2 separate regions of the Mus musculus genome follow, and region 2 is linked to region 1. A link is a loop called in an ENCODE intact Hi-C map of the cell type or tissue named here. Cell type or tissue: heart. All regions are shown on one strand.

Region 1 (8,000 bases):
TGTAATGCCCCCGACTAATTGTTTTGTGAAGGCGGATCCCTCCACTGGTCCCCCACCACCCTCCCTACTCAGCGACTCCAGCTGACGATGTGGCTCCCTGGCTGCATATTAACCTAATTTATTTTTTGTTCTCTTGTCTGAAAACTTGAGAATTTTATTTTCTGGTGAGAAGTGGACATGGGAGCTCTGGTCGCGTGCCGTCCTTTGAAAGAGACACTACAAAGCTGAAAAAAATGAGTTGTGTGCACGATACCCAGAGAGACCAGCGAGGCAGAGCCAAGCAGCCAGTGAGTGGGTAACCCCAGGCCTCCCTGCTCTTCGAGGCTTGGCTGGGAGGCTCAAGGACACCATGACACAGACGCTGGCAACTTGGCCTGAGGGGCTCCAAGGCTGTTTGGAGTTGGCCCAACACCCACAAATCTGAGGCTGGATATTCTGAGAACCCTAGCTAGCAGTGGAGCCAGAAAATTCACATAGCTCTAACTCTTTCCTCTTCTCCGGAGGAAGGGGCGATTTCCCCCCAGAAAAGCAGCTGACCCACGCCGCAGGCTGCAACACATGGGTGTCCCCACGGATCCCCGTGGAAATCTTGTCTCGAGTCTCACTGCCAAAGCCTCGTCCTGGGAGCGTGACCCTGACTCCCGAGGACAAGCAGAAGCTTCCCCAGGGGCAGAAGCAGGAAGCAGACAGACACTTTAGCAGGACACTCTACGCCAGCTGGAGCCACGGCTTAAGCACAGACAAAAGCATTTGGAGAACGGGCATCTTTGGAGCTGTAGGCAGAGGTTTCTGCTCTAATCTGCTTCTCTTACATACACCCCTAAACCCCGGTCCTCACCGCCCAATCTATATAGAGCCTCTGCACGCTGGTCCTTTCTATGGAGGTAGAGGGACCCAAGGGATGCACAGATAGCTGGGGCAGCTGCACAGGTCACCAGAGAGTGCCATAATCATTCTGTGCTTGCTGCTGGTGGTCTCTAGACGAGAAGCCAGTGGGCAGAACGAGTCATATCTCCTTTTCCGCCCCAAGATCCCTTGCAACCTTTTGGTTCCATCAGCTAAGTTTCTAACAGCTCCCCCCGCCCCATACACACACAAGTGCACAATGACTCCCTTCTCTCCGGGAGCTGTGAACCTGACCTTGGGGAGGTAAAGGGCTCTGAAAAGTGGGTACCCTTGACCCTGGGGATAGTTGAGAAATGGCTACATGCAAAGCAGGGATTGAGTACCATGAATAGCAGGCCCATGCTGAGCACAGAGTTATCCACTGAGCCTGCTGAGGGCTGCAGCGCCCCAGGAACACTTTACACAAGGGTCCTTGGGCTCTTATCCTTTCTCAAGGGACCCTCTCCATCGAATTGCCAGCTAGCATGGCTGGCTGTGAACACAGTGACTGGGGGCTCTGGTTCTGGACGGGTTAAACTTTCCTATTACCTCATACTGGCCTCCTGCCTGTAGAGAGAGAGAGAGAGCAACATCTGGCAGAGGTATTTCTCCAGCAGAGCTTGGGCCTCTGGAGGAGCAGCCTGGCTCCTTACCAGAGGCCAGCTGCAGGCTTAGGCGGAACTCAAGGGAGGGGGCTTCCCGGGAAAGGATAGCCACAGTGGTGCCGCACCACCTGGGTCCCCGAAGCCCACCCTCAAGGGCCTGGAGATGACAGCCAAGCATTCCTGTGAACAAGAGTCACTTCCTGTCCTGCTAACCCTGGGAAGATGCTGGAGCTGCGGTGTGGAGGGCTGGGCTAAGCATTACCCCAGACGTTTTGAGGGGCTAATAGGGTTTCAAAATGAGATCTACTACGAGCCCAGGACCGTGTTGGAGACCACCAGGTCTGGGGTATGCCCTCCTTGTCTTTATCCCCCAACAGCCACAAAAGCAGATCCTGCCCCTCCCACCCCCAACCAGAGTCTGTAAGTGATATTCTGGGGATCAGACTGCTGATCAACATGCAAAATTGCTGCCTTTCTCAGCCAGAGGTGGCGCTGGGGAGCTGGGGAGCCGCACCAGGCATGCGTCCTGTCTCTGCAGAGCCCCTGGCACTTGGAGTGTGGGTTCCACTGTATAAGCCTCGCGCTGAACTGTGATTGATATTTCCCAGCTGCTGCCAAGACTCTTCGTGGAAAACTGCTATAGCCTGACCGCCTGAGTTCTAGCGAAGACAAGCCTAGTCAGAGAAGACTTCCTCACCCCACCCTGCTGTGCGCAGGAGAGAACAGGACACTCCCTGCTCTCTGCAGGGAGCCAAGCAGGGGACTCCAGGCCCAGTTCACTCTTCACCTCAGGTAGCCAAGGATTGTCACAGCGGAACAGCAATATATGCAAGGGGTTGCTAAGACCCTTGGTCTCTTCTCAGCCACACTGGGGCTTGGAGACTCTCCAGCCTGCTGCTTCAGGGTGGCCTGGCTGGCAGCCTTGTCCTCTCACCCTGCCTGGCCTCATCCCCCAACCATGGAAGCCCCTCATCCTTGGTACTCTCTGAAGATGTCGAGGAGACCGAGGGACCCAAGATCAGCCAGGGCAGCAAGACAGGCTGCATGCAAGAGGTGGTCAGGGGTCTTTTCTAGCCTCTGTGCTCTAGGCTGGGGACATAAGAACCAGGGACATTCAGATCTGGGCTGGTTCCTGCTCTGTCATCTACCAGTTCTGTGACCTAAGGCCAGAGAAACAAGCCAACATTGTGTTGCCACATCTTCAGGAGATACCCCTCTTAGTATTGGTTAGTGAGAGTTTATGATGGGCTATTAATGGCAGTGTCGGAGTAAGACAGTCTCAATTCCTTATCAGGAGGCCACCATCAACAGGTCCCATGTAGACTCTGTCCAGATGTGCTAGAATAGTGATTCTTAGCCTTCCTAATGCTGTGATGATTTAATATAGCTCTCCATGTCGTGCTGACCCCCGACTATAAAATTATTTCATTACTGCTATTGTTAAGAAGCCGGGCAGTGGTGGCACACACCTATAATCCCAGCACTTGGGAGGCAGAGACAGGTGGATTTCTGAGTTCGAGGCCAGCCTGGTATACAGAGTGAGTTCCAGGACAGCCAAGGCTATACAGAGGAACCCTGTCTTGAAAAAAACAAACAAACAAAAAAGAATCGTAATGTAAATATCTGATATGCAGGATATCTGGTATGTGACCCCTGTGAAAGGGTCGTTGAACACCCCACCCCAAAGGGATCTTGATCCACCGGTTGAGAATCACCATTCTAGGAGGTACCCTAGGACCTTCTATCTGGCATCTGATTCCATAGCCCCGGCTTCTCTAAGGAGGCCTCTTGGCAGTCAGATGTGCACCCTGGGTCACATCTGGGGTTCCTAGGAACGGCTACAAGCCTGCATGATTTTTCTGATCTATCAAACTCTGGAGCAAGAGATGTCTCTCGCTGTTCTGTGGAAAAGGGCCTCGTTCTTGCTCAATGATCTCCAGAGATTGAGGGGCCATTCAAGCACTTCCATGCAGGGGTTAACTTTAAAGAGAAAAAGTATTGTTGACAGTCAAAAGCCAATAAAATCAAGACCCACAAGAGTGAGAGGTAATTAAGCCTGTTCAGTGCCTGTCTAGGATCCCTGGGCTTCAGGTGACTGACTCAGATATCTTCTTCCCTTGTTGGCAAAACTCCCCCAAATCAGCACTAGGACTTGGGGTACACATGTGCCCTGGGTTATTTATGCCAGTTTCTTCCCCAGCACACACCGGAAATCTCACGTTCTGGTGGTTAGTGATTAAGGCCCAGAGAGGCTCTCAGGGGCCAATATGCTGGGCTTGAGCGCCCTCTGCTGTCCATCTGGGCACTTTGCTGGATGTTCACAGACAGAGACAGAGCGGCTGTGGAATGGTAGTCATCATTGCCTACCTCAGGCTTGCTTGAATAGATTGAGTCTAGGAAGCATTGAAGTCAATGAAGCCTCTGGGGAGATTCCATTTTCAGCCTTCCTGAGGCACAGTGTGCCCTGTCTCAACAAAGGTACAGGAAACTATCCTACCAGAGGCTGGCCCCTGTCACTTGGTAGGCCCAGTCCCAGATACAGAACAAGTGAGCAGCCTCAACTCTGTGACTAGCCCAGCTGCTTCCCACCTCTGCTTGCCTGTTTCAGAAGTTTCTAACCTTCCTGAAGCCAGAGCTCTCTGTAAAGAGGGGAAGGCTAACCCTAGGATATCTTAGGCCTAGGTATCCCAGAGCCTGGCACCATAACCCTGTGCCGTAAGAGTGTTTTCTAGGATCTTCATGTATATCTAGACATCAGTAGGACTCCCCATGGTAACTCCTAGCCTCAGAATTAGAGTCACAACCAAGGGGAAGGATCTGGGTTAGGGTTGAGATTAGGTTAGGGTCAGTTCCAATGAGCAACTTGTTCCTATCAGAGACCCCACATGACATAAACTACCACTAAGCATACTCCCACGTTCAGTTCCAGGGGCCAAGTCAGTGAAAGGTGTCCAATACTTCTTAGAGGGTCCCCCAAAAGGTGAGGGCAACTCCTTCAATCTTCCTCCTTGAAGGCAAATGTCTAGTGCCTCAATAAGGTGATCAATGCTTCAGGGACACAGGTTAGGACCTGTCCTTGCCCCTTGTCTGCCCACCTGGTTCTGAGATTCCAGAGAGTAGAGGTCAGCAGGTGGAAACGTAGGCAGGTCAGGCCCTGGGCAGCAGTGGCTATGAGTTCTTTGAGGATTTCCTGAGCAGCAGTTGGGATGGGAGACTCAGCACTCAAAGCAGGCTTGGCAACGCTTGGCTTCTGGTTGTACGCTGGTTCCTGGAGGATGAAGGTTAATAGGGCCTGGATCCCGACTGCCATTCTCCCCAATTAGACAGCCAAAGATCACCGGAGTCAGGACGCCTGACGTCATGGCAACCCTCGACACTCGCCACTGCTGTTACCATTTGTGTGTGTGTGTGTGTGTGTGTGTGTGTGTGTGTGTGTGTGTGTGTGAAATCACAGCAGCTGGAGGTAGAGAAAGCTACCCTGGAACCCAGGTCCAGGAGTCATGTGCTCAGGAATAGAGAGAAGCTGAGGTTCTGACAAACGAAATTCCACTGATAGAAGTAGTGGCACTCTGGGAAGAGGCTGGACACCCAACACGTAGACTGTCTCAGATATCAATAACTTCCTGAATTCTACTATATTATCCATGACCTTACAACCTTAACGGGATTGTGTCCACCATTAATACTCTCTGAATTCTGTTCATTGCCAGATGCTTATTCTTGTTAGCAGCAGTGCTGCCATTGTCGTAATTTCTGTATATTTTTATTGGTTCGGGTTTGTAGTATTATAATGGAGTGGTGTTATATACTTTCCAGTTCTAATCCTCTTAATTTCACTTTCCGATCTAATCCCATTGGCTAGAACCTCCAGCAACGCTAGGAATCCAGAATGCTAGGAAAAAACCCAAAGGGAGCCGTGTCCCACTCTTGGAAGCTTGCACCTGCACTCTGGGGGAGTCTGACCTCACGGAGGCCTGGAAGGCAACATCACCCGGGGCAGCCACAGCTGCGACTGATGGGGGCGTGATTGTGGTGACAAGTCCCCTTGAGTCATGAAACTGGATGCACATTGTCATCCATGCTCCAAAGCTCTCTGAAATCAAACTGAGAAATCTTCAAGCTCTCCTAAAAGCAGGGTGTGCTCCTACCCACGTGTACTGCAGTGATCTGAATGGAAGACTAACAGGCTCAGTCTATTACCCAATCTACATAACATAACCATAGGCTGCCAACTGTCTTACCAATGGTTTTTATGGTAAAAGAGAAAACACGTTTAATCTCAGCGCTGGAGAAGTGGAATCTTTACTACTGAGGTGTAGCATTATTCTTGGAGAGAGATGAATGAATGTCTACTCACCCCAGATAGGGGACTGGTGACAGACCACCAGGAAAGATAACACCAAAGTCCAACTTGGACTTTTTAGCTTTTTGGTTTTTGTTTTTAATTTTTTGGTTTTTAAGGCAGGGTTTTTCTGTGTAGCCCTGGTTGTCCTGGAATCTTGCTAGGACCAGGCTAGCATTGAACTCTTAGGAATGACCTGTCTCTGCCTCCTGATTGCTGGATTAAAGGCATGTGCCACCACTATCCAGTGAAGCAATGAGTTTTAATTATCAGGAATATGAGTGAAGGGTTACTTTACTTATAAGATCATGAATTATCTCAAAGACAGCTTTATCATCAAAGCCTACCCAGCAAGGGCAGTGGCTTATGAAAGCTGGGAACCTAATATTCTTTACAACATAGAGGCAGTTCAGCAGGCTGGAGAGTGCCTTTCAGTAGTCTTTTCTCCTTGGCGTGGGAAGATTTAATTTATCTGGTCAGTTTCAGGGACTTCCTGAAGCCTTTGAGTTGTTGGCTCCTGAGCTTTACAGACTTCTGTGTGGGAACATCCAATATCTTTAGCTTCTCACTCAGACAGGCTATATTTTGATGAAACTGCCACACAAAAGGTATATGGGGAGAATCTGTCTCAGGAAGCACACACATATGCATGTACACACACACACACACACACAGAGAGAGAGAGAGAGAGAGAGAGAGAGAGAGAGAGAGAGAGAGAGAGAGAGAAAGAGAGAGAGAGATCTTTTCAGAATGAAAGGTCTATAATATTTGTATGATACATATGTAATTGACTAGTACGATGCCTTACATTTACATTTGTACATATGTTCCATGCCTGGGTGTACATGGGAGTGTCATAGTTTGTGTGAGTTATAGGACACACAGCCTGAGAGTCAGTTCTCTCCCACCATGTGGGTTCCATGTATTGAACACAGGTGTCAGGCTTGACAACAAATGCCTTTCTTTACCAGCTGAGCCATCTCACTGGCCTCATGAGTTTTAAGTTAAAGATGTTCTCTTTGAGGTTTTGTTTTGAGACAGGCCTTGGCTGGTCTAGAAAGAACTTGCCATGTAGATCAGACTGAGCCTTCAACTTACAGAGATTAGTCTCCTCTGGCTCTTAGTATTAGGATTAAAAGCATGCACTCCTAGAGTCGTTTGCTGTCAAAAACAGTAGCTTTGAGTGGTAAAAAAAAATTTTAAAGGAACAAAGGGAATATTGAAAAAAGTCTTTCCACCTTTGTTTCTTTGTGGCTTAAGTCTGTGGTTCCCAACCCCAAGCAACAAATGTTACCAATTAAAACACTTTTTTAAAATTACATATAAAAAAGAGAGATATAAAAAAAACACATAATGTCTATACACACCTCCTCAATCTCCTCCTGTTTCCACAGAGGCTCTATGTTAGATACACCAATTAAAGAGTCAAAGCTAGAGTCCTCATAGAAGAGAGAACACCTGGCATCCATCTTTGGGGGTTGGGTTACCTTATTCATATTTTTTTGAATTCCGTCTGTGTCCCTACATGATTCCATGATTTGGTTTTTCTTTAAAGCCGATGTCTTAGATAGGGTTTTACTGCTGTGAACAGACACCATGACCAAGGCAAGTCTTATAAAAACAACATTTAATTGGGGCTGGCTTACAGGTTCAGTCAGAAGTTCTGTCCATTGTCATCAAGGCATGGTGCAGGAGGAGCTGAGAGTTCTATGTCTTCATCCAAAGGCTGCTAGTGGAAGACTGACTTCCAGGCAACTAAGGTGAGGATTTTATACCCACACCCACAGTGACACACCCATTCCAACCAGGTCACACCTATTCCAACAAGGCCACACCTTCATATGGTGCCACTCCCTGGTCCAAGGATATACAAACCATCACAGCCGAGTAATATTCCATGGTGGGTATGTGCAACATCTTTACCATTCAATCAGTAGGGCACTAGGTTTCTTCCATATCCTGGCTGTTGTGAATAGGATGTCAACAAACAATCTTTATTCCTGCATCTCCTGCAGGCAGGACAAATTTGCTGGTATTTTATTGTGTGTTTGCGGACAGGTGCCTAGCATAACTGTCATCTCGTCTGCAAATACAGCAGAGCATCATTGTGTCAGGGGTAGGCTCGCTCTCATGGCATGGGTCTCAAGCTGGGCCAGTCATTGGTTAGC
Region 2 (8,000 bases), 200 kb before region 1:
AGGCTAGCTGTTGGAATGTGAGAGGGAGGACTGGATTCCCCTACGAGTGCAAATTTTCAATTTCTCTGGTTTTGATGATATCCAGCTATGCCTCATCTGCCTTTTACTCAGCTGCTCAAGGCTTCCACCCAGTCAGAACACTAAAACTATGATAATGGGGGGCTGGAGAGATGGCTTAGCGGTTAAGAGCACTGACTGCTCTTCCAGAGGTCCTGAGTTTAATTCCCAGCAACCACATGGTGGCTCACAACCATCTGCAATGTGATCTGATGCCCTCTTCTGGTGTGTCTGAAGACAGTTACAGTGTACTCATACATAAAATAAATAAATAAATTTAAAAAAACCCTATGATAATGTTCCTTCAAGGTTTTCACTGCTCCCTCCAGACTCTGTTAATTCAAGGGTTCGTTCCCTGGCGAGAACTGTCATTTCTTGCTGGCTTTATCTACACATAGAGGTTTTCATTTTCTCTGCTTTGCCGAATCAGTCATTCCTCCATCTACTTCTAGTCTTTATAATTTTCTTTAAAATATTTTCTAAAATCCAGAGCTTCAAACATGCATATAGTGTGTTTTGATTGAGTCCACCCCTCATTCCCTCCCTTCTGGATCCTCCCCTCTCCCCCGTTCCTTTTCACTTCTGTCCTGGGTTTTTAATGTCTTTGTCTTTGGACTGGGACATGGGCAGGAAACAGAAATCAACATCTATGTCCAGCCTGGTGTTTTTAAATAGAAATATCTTTCTTTTCCTGTCATCTCTGACTCCTAAGGCAGCTCCTAGGTCAGTAACTAATCATTTCCCCACGTCCAATCAGCAAGTACCATCAACCCCATTTTATAGTCTCCCCAGAGTCAGTAACTAATCACTTCCCCCACATCTAATCAGCGATTGCCATCAACTCCATCTTGTACTCCCTTCAGGGCTTCACTTGCTTTCTTTGACCCTAGTCCCTTAGTTTTCCTCCTCGATGGACCAGGAAAGTCGAGCTTCTCTGTTCAGTTTCTAGTTGATCTTATCGAATCTCATGATTTCAAATGCCACCCGATGACTCTCAGATTTCTTTATCTAGCCTTGTTCTCTTTTCTGAATACCAGTCTACTTAAAACTACTTAAACTCGGATGCCTAATATTTGTCAAAATGAATTCTCCGTGAAATTTCCAAGCTCCTCTGACCTTTCCTAACTTCTACATACAGATAAGGCTTTTCCCCTTGGCCTGTCTTGAAACCCTTAGGCTCCAGGGTCTTTGTCAGCCAAGGCTTTCCCAATCTTCATATAGCTAAGAACATTGCCTTCCTTGTCAATGGAAGCTCACTCTACACCCAGTTGTCCAGGTCCCAAACCCTAGAGTCTTCTGTATTTAGTTTATAGAATAAGCTCAATATGGTACAAGCCAAGCAGTGACAAACATTTCTTACAACTGTCTCTAGAAATCCATCTATGTGAATTGGCAGGAGGATTTCACACTTTTCTTCCTTAGATATTAGAAAGCATATTACTTTATTCATAGGATGTCTAGTCCAGGAAAATATCAACCTAACTTCTTTTGCAGCTGATATCTCTGCCATCTGTCTAGCTTTGCCATTCAAGTCTGGGGTTCCGTACGGACCAGAATTCTTTTTTTCCAATTTTTCATGTTCTGACACAAAAAGGACTTCCCTGGAAAACACTCTAGCTTTTTTCTCCAGGGAAAGAGAGTGGCTTGTTTAGTGAATTTGGGAGAACAGCATCCAGTGTGCTAGGCTTCCCTGGGCATCGTTTTTTGGGTCTTCTTATTGGCATACTGTGCTTACATGGTTCTTGGTGGGTCAGCTCCCAAAGGCTTCAGTTGTTCGCTTGGCTTAGAAGCTGAGACATGTGTAAGGGAAAAGCAGTCATTATGAAGCAGTTAGCCAGCCCTGTTCAAACTGACTTTTTTTTTTTTTTTTTTGGCTTTTTTGTTTTTGTTTTTGTTTTTCGAGACAGGGTTTCTCTGTATAGCCCTGGCTGTCCTGGAACTCACTTTTGTAGACCAGGCTGGCCTTGAACTCAGAAATCTGCCTGCCTCTGCCTCTGGAGTGCTGGGATTAAAGGCGTGTGCCACCACGCCCAGCTCAAACTGACTTTTCTATTGTGAATTTTAAAAACTTAATGTGTACGGGTGTTTTAACCAGCATGTATGTACTTACATCTCACACATGCCTGGTGACTGAGGAGGTCAGAAAATGGCATTAGATTCCTTAAAACTGAAGTTATAGATGGCTGTGAGTCACCATGTGGGTGCTATAAACCAATTCCAGGTCCTCTGAATGAGCAGCAAGTGCTCTTACGCACTGGACTTAAGTATTGGCCTCCAGTCCCCAAATCAATAGTCTGAGGCAAGGCTCAGTTAAAATGCCTTGTCTTATATCTTTACAAGTTTCTAAACTGGGCAAAGAAGAGGTTAGTGTTCTTGACTAGCCATCTAAAATTCCGATTTTCCATCTAGGGAAGGTGTGTGAGTGTTCTTTGCCTCTTACTTCTTCCTTCTCTGATTTGTGGTTCATGGCCCCTTCCTTGGCAGCGTTTTGAGGGCTAGGTGCAGGGAGGCTATCGGGTTTGGGTAGTTGTAAGTAAGTCGGCACTCTGTAGGACACACTGTACCGCTGGGAGTTCTTGGAATTATATTTTTCTGATCTCTGGTCGTCATTCCTGCATGCCAGCAATGCTTCTCAAATACTATCTGTTCAAATGTTCTTCATTGCACGTCTCTACTAGATTCTGCCGGCATACCACAGGCTTTCCTGCTTCCCTCTCTACTGTCAAACATAATCAAGGCTTTTCCCCCTTTAACTTGTAGGACTCCAAGCTCCAGGTATCCTGAGAGTAGTGCTGTGGCTAGGGAAGTGGAACTCTACCTGCTAATGGGAGTCAGGACACAGCCCTCTGCACACTCTGCAGCTGCTCCCTGTGAGGAGCCTGTGCCCGCTTTCTGAGAACACTACTCTGACCCTCTTCCCAACTACGTGTCATCATAGTTTCCTCCTCCCTTCACTCGGGTCAAGGCCCCTGCCCCATGATGGTCCATGTGGTGCCTCGGATCAACGCTAGTTTCACCTCAGGTCACTCATGCCTCTTCCGTACTTCTGAAGCACTCGTGGTTTCCGCGGCCTCTTTCCTGCATGTCGGAGGGGCCATTTTTCACCAACCCTGTAGGTATCCCGGCTCAGAACACCCAGACCAGAAGTCCAAGGCTGTCATCAATAAGGATCTAGAGGGGCCGGCCCCGCCCCCCATCCCGCCCCGCCCCTCCAACGGGCCTGCCCCTCCCACAGGCCGTCCTCGCCCACAGGCCGGCCTCTTTCATAGGCCCCGCCTCCAAAGCGCTTCCCGCCCCGCAGCCACGCCCCCTGGTGCCCTCGCGGCGTCGGGCGGCCCTGCGCCCAGCCACTGTGGTCGCGGTGCGTCTCTCGTGCCCACCTGGTGATGCTCTGATTGGCCGAGCTCGCATCGGCCCACCCAGTAGTTCCGGTCGGCCGAGGCTCGCGCCTGCGCAGTGCACTAGGCTGTCAGGTAAAGGGCTGGCAAGCGGTGGCAGAGAGTAGTGCTGTCATGACTGAGGGCACGTGAGTCGCGGACCCTGGGCTTCCCGCGGGTGTTGCGAGGGACGCGGCAGGGCGGTGGCAGGGAAGGTGTCTGGACAGCAGGGTGGCATGGCTGGTGGCTCTGCATGCCTGGATTGCAGGCATCCCACCTGGGCGGAGTCTAAGGAAGGCTGCTTCCTCTCGCTGGTCCCCTCAGGTGTCTGCGGCGTCGTGGGGGACCCTATAAAACTGAGCCCGCCACCGATCTCACCCGCTGGCGGCTCCAGAATGAGTTGGGTCGGCAGAGATGGACTTATTATCAAGCGGAGGACGACCCTGGTCGAGAGCAGACCGGGCTAGAGGCCCACTCTTTGGGACTGGACACAGTAAGTGATGTGATTCTGAAAGCACCATTCCATCCCAAGACTGGAAGCCATCACTGATCAGCCTACACCGTGCCTTCCTGAGCCAGAGCTCTGAAACAGTGGAGAGCCTTATTTAAAAAACAGGCAACCAGCCAGTAATATATGCATATGTGTAAACCAATGTATATGTGGGTATAGTGTGATATGAGGAAAAGCTGACTATAAGAGGATCAGGAAAGTTCACAAGTTATGTAAGAAGATGTAAAGCTAGTTGCTTTTCTAGTTCTAACTCTGTCATGGGCTTTGTGGTTTGGGCAATAGATTAATGCATAAAATATAGTGGGTACTGAAAGTGCATCATTTTATGGAAAGTTTCACAGTCTCCCTTTTCAAATGCCAAGGTCATTAAGTTGAGTAGACTTTGTGTTTGGTTAATTTTGGTGTGCGATGTTTTTATTAATTTGCAGGTTTCTTTTTATTTTAATAATAAGGCTTATAATTTTTTGTTTTTTAAAACAGATATGAACCTGGGCCCGGCAGGCATACCTGTAATCCTAGCCGCTGAGTAGGCTGTGACAAGGATAAAGTTTAAGATCTGCCTGGGCAGCTGAGTAGAGCTTGTCTCAGAAAATAAAGAGGCTGGGCATGGTAGTGCTGGTCTTTAATCCCGGCACCCAGGAGGCAGAGGCAGGCAGATCTTTGTGAGTTTGAGGCCAGCCTGGTCTACAGAGCAAGTTCTAGGCCAGCCAGGTCTACGTAGTGTGACCCTATCTCAAAAATGATAACAAATAAATAAAGAAGAGGGCTGCTGATGTGGGTCAGTGTTTGTGAGTGTTTGCCTCAATTCAATCTAAACAACAAAAAGTGTGGTACCTCCTTCCGGAGACAGGAGTAGAAGCAACCCTCGTTATTTAAGTCCCTCCACCTCAGAGACCTGTGGAAGAAGTTGCCCTAATTTGGTTTCATTTTGAGCATTCCACTTTGATATTTAACTTTTGATTTGCAGGAGAATTACAAAGATGGGTGTGATTTTTGTTTGGATCCACAAGATGAAATACTTAGGACCTGATTTTCTGGTTGTGTGTGTTGGTGCATGGATGATGGACAGCTAATCATGGAGCAGTTAGTTAGCTCACAGGCTTCCTGTGAGTCTTGGCCATCCGCTGGGAAGATCTCTCTCTGAGCAACGCCTATGCTATTGTGTGGGTCCTTTGTGAAAGAGTCCCAGTATCAGTTGGGCATCAGTACCCTGCCTTCCCTGTGGTCTGTGCTGGGCTTAGTTAAGACATGAAGTTTTGAAGAGATTTATAGATTAATGGCTGGAAGGGAAATTGTGACAACATGGAATTGCTTCTTTATTATATATGGGGTGAAATTGTCCTACCCTGTCTTGTTTCAGATTAAAACAGTTGAAAATTTTAATTTAGAGTCACCACTTTGACTTGGCTTGTGAATGACGAGGGTTCCTTGGAGCGGCGGGCACCCTCAACTCTCCTCTCTTCCCTCTCTTCACAGAGAAGTTATTTCACGGACTTACCAAAAGCGCAAACAGCCCATGAGGGGGCCCTGAATGGAGTAACCTTTTATGCCAAGCTGCAGGCTGAGGATGGACACTGGGCTGGTGATTATGGTGGTCCGCTCTTCCTCTTGCCAGGTAGGAGGAGTGTGCTACCTCAATTCAAGGGAAAGGCTGTTCTAGATTGTTGGGGCATACACACGGTGTGTGTGTGTGTGTGTGTGTGTGTGTGTGTGTGTGTGTGTGTGTGTATGTGTGTGTGTGTGTGTGTGTGTGTTGTGATTGACCTATCCTGGTCAAGCAGGTTAAAACCCAGGAGCTTACTGGAAAAGCTCTAGGGGAGGGTATCCCAGTCATCCTGCTGCCAGGATTTAGGGAACAGTGGTGGAACACAGCTAGCCCAGGCTAGACCAGCAAGTACTCTAATGGAAGCAAAGCATTTTCGAGACGAAGGGGATGGATGGGTGGTGGATGCTCTTAAATCCCAGTACAGATGGAAAGGGTACTGTAAGGTGGAAGGCCCAGCCAGTGCCAGGGTGTTTGCCTCAGGAGCATGAGGCAGTTGGTCATAGTGTGCCAACAGTTAGGAAGCAAAATGAGACCAAGGCTGGTACTCGGATTCTTTCCTTCTTTTTATTTAGTCTGAGGCCCTAGCCCATGCAATTGTAGCACCCACAAACTTGGAATGACTTTTTCCCCACCTCAGTTTACCTAGAAACTCTCTTGCAGATACTAAGCCCAGCCTGGTCTTTGTGTTATGGAGATCTAATACACCATCCATTTGATGGCCAATAGTCACTCGGTCTTGAGTCTTCTAAGCAATACAGCTCTGGCCGTCCTTTGGGCCTTTGACTGTGCTGCTTCTTCGGTCTGGAAAATTTTCTTCTCCTTTGATTAAATTCGGTTTTAAGAGGTTGAGGATGAGGCGCTGGTATCCATGCATGTGCAGTTGGAGAACCATGATATCCCTTGTGGACTTGTTGTCAAAGGATGGCTGAGGGAGTTCTGGCCAGGGAACCACAGGTCCAGGTTAGTGATTGCTAGAAGGAATGTATTTGAACACACTAGTCTCTGATCTAGTTCAGCTGGGTAAGGCTCTTTGCATCGTGGATTGCCTGGTTTCTGAAGAAACCCGTATTCACGCCTCAAGACCCTTTTCCACATTGTGTTGTAACTCTACTATATCAGTAGCCTGAGTTCTTAGGAGCATATGGGTTTGTTTCTGATACCCTTCCTGTGCCATGCCATGGGTGGGTGTATGATAAGCAGCTGCTCTGTGGGTGATGAGGATAGCCATGTGCCCAAAGACCAGGCTTGGAATGAAGATTTCTTGTGTAGTATCATCTCTCCCCATATATGCAAAATAGCACATACATGTATAAAAGTTTATAAAACACAGCAGTACAATCTAAGCAATAACTGTTATCCTGGCTGGGTGATGGTGGTGCACACCTTCATCCTAGAACCTGGGAAGCAGAGGCAGCTGGATCTCTGAGTTCAAGGCCAGCCTGGTCTACAGAGTGAGTGTGTAGTCAGGGCTACACAGAGAAAGCCTGTCTCAAAAACAACCAACCAATCAGTCAGTCAGTCAATCAACTAAACAAAAGCTCTTCTCTCGTCCAGGATTACCATTTTAGTATTCCAGTCCCAGCAGGTGTTAAAGCAAGACCTGGCTGCCCGCAGTGAACCCACTGATCTTAAACTGGCTCTTCTTAGTCCTTCAGGGCATGTGTGGGAGGCTTCTTCAAGGCTCTGCAGTGTTTCTCTGACCCAGACTATGGTATTTGTACCAGGCATAACCACTTGAGCTCTGCGGGGGGTCCCAGACTTGGAGTGTTAACTGGATTCTTCTTAGTGTTCCCCTAAGCCCTGTTTCCAAACTCACTGATTTGGCTTAGGAAGAATGGCCTTCCTGGGCTTGATTGCACGGGAAGGAGCGGCACAGAGCTGCTCCTCTGTGTCAGGAAGAAGGTCCTCAGAAGAATGGCTTGGGTTAGCAGCGCTGGGTACCATGACTAGTGTGGAACATCCTTCTCACCCCACAGGTCTCCTGATTACCTGTCACATATCACACATCTCTCTGCCAGCTGGATACAGAGAGGAGATGGTGCGGTACCTGCGGTCAGTGCAGCTCCCTGATGGCGGCTGGGGCTTGTGAGTATGCTTAACAGCAGCACATATATACATGTGTATGCTTGCGTGTGTTTTCTGTAGCTCATGCTTGGGTTTTCAGGCAGCTGTTGAGAAGTGTGGTGACTGTAACCATGGACCTAGGGTGGGGTGGGCGAAAGCCTGGTTGGAGGAGGGTAGCCTGGTACCTATGCGTAGCCCGGCCATGGTTTGACCTCTGCTGTGGTGAATGAGTCTTGTGTTTGGCAGCCTCTTGAGACTCAAGTGCCAAGTTAAAGCCATTATATTTTAAAACTCTGGAGGCAGCAGAGATGGCAGCAAATGAAGGGGGTCCCACAGTCCCATCTCAGTCTGCTTTCCTGATGTGGAGCAGATGGGTAGGGCGGGCCCTGCCCAGATGGTTTTGGAACAATTGGACATCTTCTGTTACATGACTAAACTTTCCCTG

The links. A loop is a pair of places that touch in the nucleus more often than their neighbours do. Peaks named below come from ENCODE experiments on the same cell type or tissue, not always from the same donor. Only the 100,000 strongest peaks of a DNase experiment are listed, where the experiment ranks them.
Region 2: a loop joins it to region 1, with 2.6 times the contacts of the local background. A loop is called at or near these places in 3 of 42 quality-filtered maps.

Annotation. Positions count from the first base shown.
Region 1 is chr10:76,731,450-76,739,449 of GRCm38, forward strand. No RefSeq gene overlaps it. Among named protein-coding and RNA genes, the nearest start is that of Col6a1, 9.4 kb to the left of the region's middle. In heart, CTCF peaks have their summits at 1,978 and 3,780 (motif pointing left); DNase peaks (open chromatin) are centred at 622, 1,632, 2,012 and 3,642; H3K4me3 peaks cover 1,083 bases; H3K27ac peaks cover 2,443 bases.
Region 2 is chr10:76,528,092-76,536,091 of GRCm38, forward strand. Lss (lanosterol synthase) reads left to right here and starts at 3,514. Exons shown (of 22, transcript NM_146006.2): 1 at 3,514-3,583; 2 at 3,759-3,927; 3 at 5,422-5,560; 4 at 7,468-7,576. The coding sequence starts at 3,570. In heart, a CTCF peak has its summit at 3,375 (motif pointing left); a DNase peak (open chromatin) is centred at 3,440; H3K4me3 peaks cover 1,832 bases; H3K27ac peaks cover 1,439 bases.